Linked DNA regions of Homo sapiens: region 2 is linked to region 1. A link is a loop called in an ENCODE intact Hi-C map of the cell type or tissue named here. Cell type or tissue: dorsolateral prefrontal cortex. All regions are shown on one strand. Links, peaks and the distances in the headings refer to the core of each region. The heading gives the core; the rest is flanking DNA.

What was found. Hi-C counts contacts between places; a loop is a spot of excess contacts. Peaks named below come from ENCODE experiments on the same cell type or tissue, not always from the same donor. Only the 100,000 strongest peaks of a DNase experiment are listed, where the experiment ranks them.
Region 2: a loop joins it to region 1, with 16 times the contacts of the local background. A loop is called at or near these places in 30 of 110 quality-filtered maps.

The regions. Positions count from the first base shown.
Region 1 is chr19:1,239,292-1,242,182 of GRCh38, reverse strand. ATP5F1D (ATP synthase F1 subunit delta) reads right to left here and starts at 432. Exons shown (of 4, transcript NM_001687.5): 1 at 192-432. The coding sequence starts at 332. It overlaps CBARP-DT (CBARP divergent transcript), which reads right to left. Exons shown (of 2, transcript NR_186324.1): 2 at 2,663-2,819. RefSeq lists silencers at 153-262, 1,602-1,961 and enhancers at 563-632, 673-802, 1,669-2,227. In dorsolateral prefrontal cortex, for the core only: CTCF peaks have their summits at 286, 489 and 1,714 (motif pointing right); DNase peaks (open chromatin) are centred at 462 and 1,842; H3K4me3 peaks cover 2,162 bases; H3K27ac peaks cover 2,500 bases.
Region 2 is chr19:1,112,249-1,115,139 of GRCh38, reverse strand. SBNO2 (strawberry notch homolog 2) reads left to right here. Exons shown (of 32, transcript NM_014963.3): 18 at 718-909; 19 at 1,436-1,605; 20 at 2,191-2,322; 21 at 2,603-2,738; 22 at 2,839-2,891. Among named protein-coding and RNA genes, the nearest start is that of GPX4, 9.7 kb to the right of the region's middle. RefSeq lists enhancers at 1,541-2,460, 2,461-2,891. In dorsolateral prefrontal cortex, for the core only: CTCF peaks have their summits at 1,505 and 1,707 (motif pointing left); a DNase peak (open chromatin) is centred at 1,629; H3K4me3 peaks cover 702 bases; H3K27ac peaks cover 1,969 bases.

The sequences.
Region 1 (2,891 bases), core at 276-2,775:
GGAGGTGCCCGGGACGAGGGCAGCGCAGGGCTCGGGCAGCAGAGGCAGGGCCGAGGGTCCAGGGCTGAGTAGCCTCGGCTTCCGGGGCGCGCGGGTCCGGGGGCCCGGAAGCGGGGGTCGCGCCCTGGGGGTGGGGACCCTGGACTCCGGGGGCGGCGGCCACGGAGGGTCCCGACCCGCAGCGCCCGAACCTGCGTGGGAGAGGCGAAGGTGAAGGACATCTGGTTGGGGCCAGAGGCGGCAGCCGGGGCGGCGGCGGCCTCGGCATAGGCACGGGCGTGGCGGACGAGGCGGCCAAGTCCCGGGCGGCGGAGCAGCGCGGCGGGCAGCATGGCAGCGGCGGGCGGCAGGAAGCGGGTAGCTGGCGGACAGCGGACTCCGGCGCGGCGCGGGCGGCCTGGAGGGCGAGGAGGACGACGCGCAGGGACGTCTGGGAGGAGGAGTCCCGGCGAGAGCGCAAGCGCGAACTACGACTCCCGGCAGGGCGCACGCGACGTTGACGACGCAGTGCCCCGTCGTGAGGTATTCTGGGGGTTGCAGTTTTGTTCCGGCCCGGGCTGCGGCAGAACCAGGGGGTGGTCAGATAAGGGCGGTGAAACCGTCCTGGGAGGTGGAGTAAAACGAACTTCAGTGAAATTCAAGATTCGGCTGCGTGGTGGCTCACGACTGTAATACCAGCGCTTTAGGAGGCTGAGGCCAGAGGATCACTTGAGGCCAGGAGCTGGAAACCAGCCTGGGCAATAGTGTAGATCGCCCCCACCCCCGACCCGTCTGTACAAAAAAAAAAAAAAAGATTTTTGGGGCGCTCATTGGATGCAGGGCCCTGGATAGACATCAAGAAAACATCAAGTTTCCGGCTCTGGGCCAGGTGTGGTGGCTCCAACCTGTAATCCCAGCACCTTGAGAGGCCAAGGCAGGAGAATCACTTGACCCCAGGAGATGGAGACCAGTCTGGGCAACAGAGGGAGACCCCGTCTCTACAAATAATCAAAATTAGCCGGGCGTGGTGATGCACGCCTGTGGTCCCAGCTACTGGGGAGGCTGAGGCGGGAGCATCGCTTGGGCCTAAGGAGATTGAGGCTGCAGTGAGCTATCATTGCGCCACTGCCTAGCCTGGGCAACAGAGTGAGAATCCCACTCTGGGGCCGGGGGTTATTTAGCAGACATTTGAGATCATTAATAAGCAGGTCAGGCCGGGCGCGGTGGCTCACGCCTGTAATTCCAGCACTTTATCCGATCTGGAGGGCGAGGCAGGCGGATCACCTGAGGTCAGGAGTTTGAAACCAGCCTGGTCAACATGGCGAAACCTCGTCTCTACTAAATATACAAAAATTAGCCGAGCATGGTGGTGGGCGCCTGTAATCCCAGCTACTCGGGAGGCTGAGGCAGGAGAATAGCTCGAACCCGGGCGGGGGGGGGGGGGGGAGGTTGCAGTGAGCCGAGATCGCGCCACTGCACTCCAGCCTGGGCGACTGAGCAAGACTCTGTCTCAAACAAAAAAATAAATAAAATTTAAAAACAAACAGGTCGTAGTGGTAGGTGGTGGCAAAAGCCAAAAATAAATCACAGTAAAAGCCGAGAAAGTGTGCAGGACGGGACAGGGTGGAAGGCTGCAGGTGCAGCTGTTCTAGGAAACGGCGACCGCGGCGAGGGGCACAGCGCGGGCGACGCGGGAGGGCTCGCTGGGGATCCCGGACCCCGGCGCGCTGCTCCTCGACGCCGGCAGAGGGCGCTCCGCGCCCGGAGATGCGCTCGCCGACCCCCCACCTCCTGCCTGGCCGTCGCCCCCGTGCGCCTCTGACGCAGGAGCGCGTGCGCGGGCGGCTCGGGGCTCCGCTGCCGTCAGCCAGCGGCCCGCGCAGCCTCGCTCGCGGCTATGACGTCACCGCCCCGCCCCCGCGCTCACGCAGGTCTGCGGCACCCGGCCGGGCCCCCAGCCCCGCTCCTTAGGCTCCGGGAAAATGCGGAATCGGGGATGGCGGGGGTTGGGGCTCGGGCTCCCTGGAAAGGGCCTTGAGCCTGGCGCGGTGGGCTGGACCCCAGGGGTGCAGGGAGCAGGGGAGGCCCTGGGGCTGTGGCTTTACAAGGGTGCAGCCAGGGAGATCCAATGCCTCCTGCTGTGGGCGAATCCGACACGATCCGTGGCTCCCTACATCCGGAGGCTGCACCCTCGCCCCCTGCCCGTGTTCAGGCCAGTGCAATGGCGGGCGCCACTGTCCCCTGGAACCCAAGCACCTGAAGAAGGCCCTGCTGGTCCGACTCAGGATGAAGGCGTGGGCCTGGCTCCTCCCACCGGGCCAGCGCTGTGACGGTCACTTGGAGCCTGGTCATCCTGGCCCTGGCTCGGGGGGTGCAGAGGAGGAGGCCTGTTCACTTTTCGAGTCGTGACCTGTGCACCTCCTGGCTCTCAGGACCGCATATCCAGCTGCCACTCCAGGAAACTGGGAGGCCTAATAGACTCAGTCTCACTCGTGGAACCACTTCCCTCCAGTCCCCACTCCAGGGTCGCCCACGGGTGAGGGCGCCATTACTCCAGCCCCAAACCTGGGGTTCCTCTGGAATTCCGCCCTGTCCCGGCCTGTGCACCCAGCATGGCCACCGCGGCTACCATCTCTTGCCTAGGAGGCCCCAGCCTCCCCCCGTTTAGTACAGGTACCTTTTCTTCACACAGCCAGAGGGAGTCTTTATTAAAAATCAGAAACCTGGCGGGGTGTGGGGGCTCACACCTGTAGTCCCAACAATTTAGGAGACTGAGACAGAAGGATCTCTTGAGCCCAGAAGTTCGAGACCAGCCCGGACAACATAGCAAGATTCCATCTCTACAAAAAAAAACAAAACAAAAATTAGCTGGGCATGATGGCGCGCACCTGTAGTCCCAACTACCTTCCGGG
Region 2 (2,891 bases), core at 339-2,838, 130 kb after region 1:
TGGCCAACATGGTGAAACTCCATCTCTACTAAAAATAGAAAAATTAGCCAGGTGTGGTGGTGCATGCTTGTAATACCAGCTGCTCAGGAGGCTGAGGCAGGGGAATTGCTTGAACCCGGGAGGTGGAGGTTGCAGTGAGCTGAGATCGCACCACTGCACTCCAGCCTGGGCAACAGAGTGAAACTCCATCTCAAAAATAAATAAATAAGCCAGGCGTGGTGGTTCACGCCTATAATCCCAGCACTTTGGGAGGCTGAGGCAGGTGGATCACGAGGTCAGGAGATCGACACCATCCTGGCCAACATGGTGAAACCCCATCTCTACTAAAATACAAAAGATTAGCCAGGCGTGGTGGTGGGCGCCTGTAATCCCACCTACTCAGGAGGCTGAGGCAGGAGAATCGCTTGAATCCAGGAGGCAGAGAGTGCAGTGAGATGCCACCGTTCTCCAGCCTGGCGACAGAGTAAGACTCCGTCTCAAAAGAAAATAAATAAATAAAATATGGCCCCCCACACCGTACCCTCCTGGCCACAGGGCACGGGGTTCCCTAGAGGGCGTCCCTGGAGAACAGCTGAGCTGCTTGCCCAGAGGCAGGGGGTTCTCGGATGGACCTCCCCAGCTCGGACCACTGGCCTTGCTCTGTCCTGCTGCGTCTCCTCCACCTGCTCCTCCACCTTGCTGCGGTCTGGCCCTCGGTGACCCTGTCCTTCCCTGCAGGGCGACCTCGGGGACGCGGGGCCAAAGCCCCCCGGCTGGCGTGCGAGACAGCGGGCGTCATCCGCATCAGTGACGACAGCAGCACGGAGTCGGACCCTGGCCTGGACAGCGACTTCAACTCCTCCCCCGAGTCCCTGGTGGATGACGACGTTGTCATCGTTGATGCAGTCGGGCTCCCCAGTGACGACCGGGGTGAGGGCTTGCCCAGGCTGGCCAGCCACCTGTGGGTCAGGATTCCAGTCCAGGCTGAGCAGCCACCTCTGGGTCAGGATTCCAGCCTGAGGCTCCCCCGGCCTCCTGGCGGTCACCACCCACCCCAGGTTGTAGCCCTCAGTCCAGCCCACCTGAGCCCAGCTGCTGCTATGGTGCCCACTTTACAGATGGGGGAAACTGAGGCCCAGAGAGGGGAGGTCAGGGGTTATACCACTGGTCAGAGGCAGAGCTGGGGCTTGGGGCTGGGCAGTCCCTACCCCTGTGGAGGCAGTGAGGTCACAGTGTTTGGTCCGCGACAGGAGGCTTAGTCTCGCCCCAGCTGGTCTCAGGGAGACAAGTGCAGAAAAGCAGTCCTGGGCCACGGTGCCGGGCTTCCCCGCCACCCTGCCGTCCCTCAGGGTTGCCCCGGGCCCCTTGTCCTTGCCCTCCAGGGGCCAGCCTTGAGTTAGGTGGGCCCTAGAAGGCAGCCAACATGTCCTGCCCTGACCCTCCACCTCCTCCCTAGGACCCCTGTGCCTCCTGCAGAGAGACCCGCATGGCCCCGGGGTCCTGGAGCGGGTGGAGCGGCTGAAGCAGGATCTGCTGGACAAAGTGCGGCGGCTGGGCCGGGAACTGCCAGTCAACACCCTGGACGAGCTCATCGACCAGCTGGGCGGCCCCCAGCGGGTGGCGGAGGTGGGTGGGACGTGGCAGCTGGAGTGTGGTGGGCGGGGCATGGGCAGTGGGTGGGGCTTCACGCAGGCTGTGTGCAGCTCTGGTGGCCCCTGCTGGTCACTCTGCGTCTCCGCGGCCCTGCGAGGAGGGGGCGTTTGGGGAGCCCTGGGGCAGCAGCGTGCTGTCCAGCTCGGCCCGGGAGGCCACGACCTCCTGTGGACGGCCTGCCCCATCCCTCTAAGCCCCAGATCCCCCAGCCTGGCCTGCGCAGGCCTCTGCTTAGATCGTTGCCTGAACGCACCCCTTGGGGTGCCCAGGGCCAGGACACAAGCCCCTGGGCCTGGTTCTGCGGCCTCCTACTCCCTGCCCCCGCCCAGCTTCACTTTTTCACTTCGTGGCGCCGGCTGGCTGATAATACCAGGCCTTGGACAGGCACACATCGCCTGGGTCCAGCAGTCCCGCCCTCCCTTTCCCAGCACCCCCACCTCCCGTGCACAGCTGGGAGCCCATGACCACTGTAGGACATAGGGAAGCTGAGACACGGGTGGCCAGACTCCTGCGAGGCCACAACACTGACGGCCGGTTTTGTCCCTGTCTCGGCTGCAGATGACCGGCAGGAAAGGCCGCGTGGTGTCCAGGCCCGACGGGACGGTGGCCTTCGAGTCGCGGGCAGAGCAGGGTCTGTCCATCGACCACGTGAACCTCAGGGAGAAGCAGCGCTTCATGAGCGGCGAGAAGGTGCGGGGCTGCAGTGCACTGGGCGCGGCCCACGGGACCCAAGAGGCACAGAGGGGCCCAAGGGTCCCCGGGGACTGTGGACCCGCGCACTTCTGGAGTGTGTGTGTGCCAGGTGCGGGCGCGAGTGGCCGTGTGGCGGGTGGTGTCCGCGCCCCGCAGGCCTCTCGCTGCCCCGGGACGTCCTGGTGACCTGGAGCGGGGGCCTAGTGGGTGAGGAGGTGGCGGCAACGCTGGGGCGGGCCTTGCACCAACCGTGTCCCGGCCCCTTCTTTCCCCCTAGCTCGTGGCCATCATCTCGGAGGCCTCCAGCTCGGGTGTCTCCCTCCAAGCCGACCGCCGTGTCCAGAACCAGCGGCGCCGCGTGCACATGACCTTGGAGCTGCCGTGGAGCGCCGACCGCGCCATCCAGCAGTTCGGTGAGTCCGGCCCCGCCCCCAGCGCTGCCTGGCCCCGCCCCCAACATGGTCTCGGCCCCGCCCCCGCCTGGCCGGGCCCTGAGAGCAGCTCTGCCCCCAGGCCGCACCCACCGGTCCAACCAGGTCTCCGCGCCAGAGTATGTCTTCCTCATC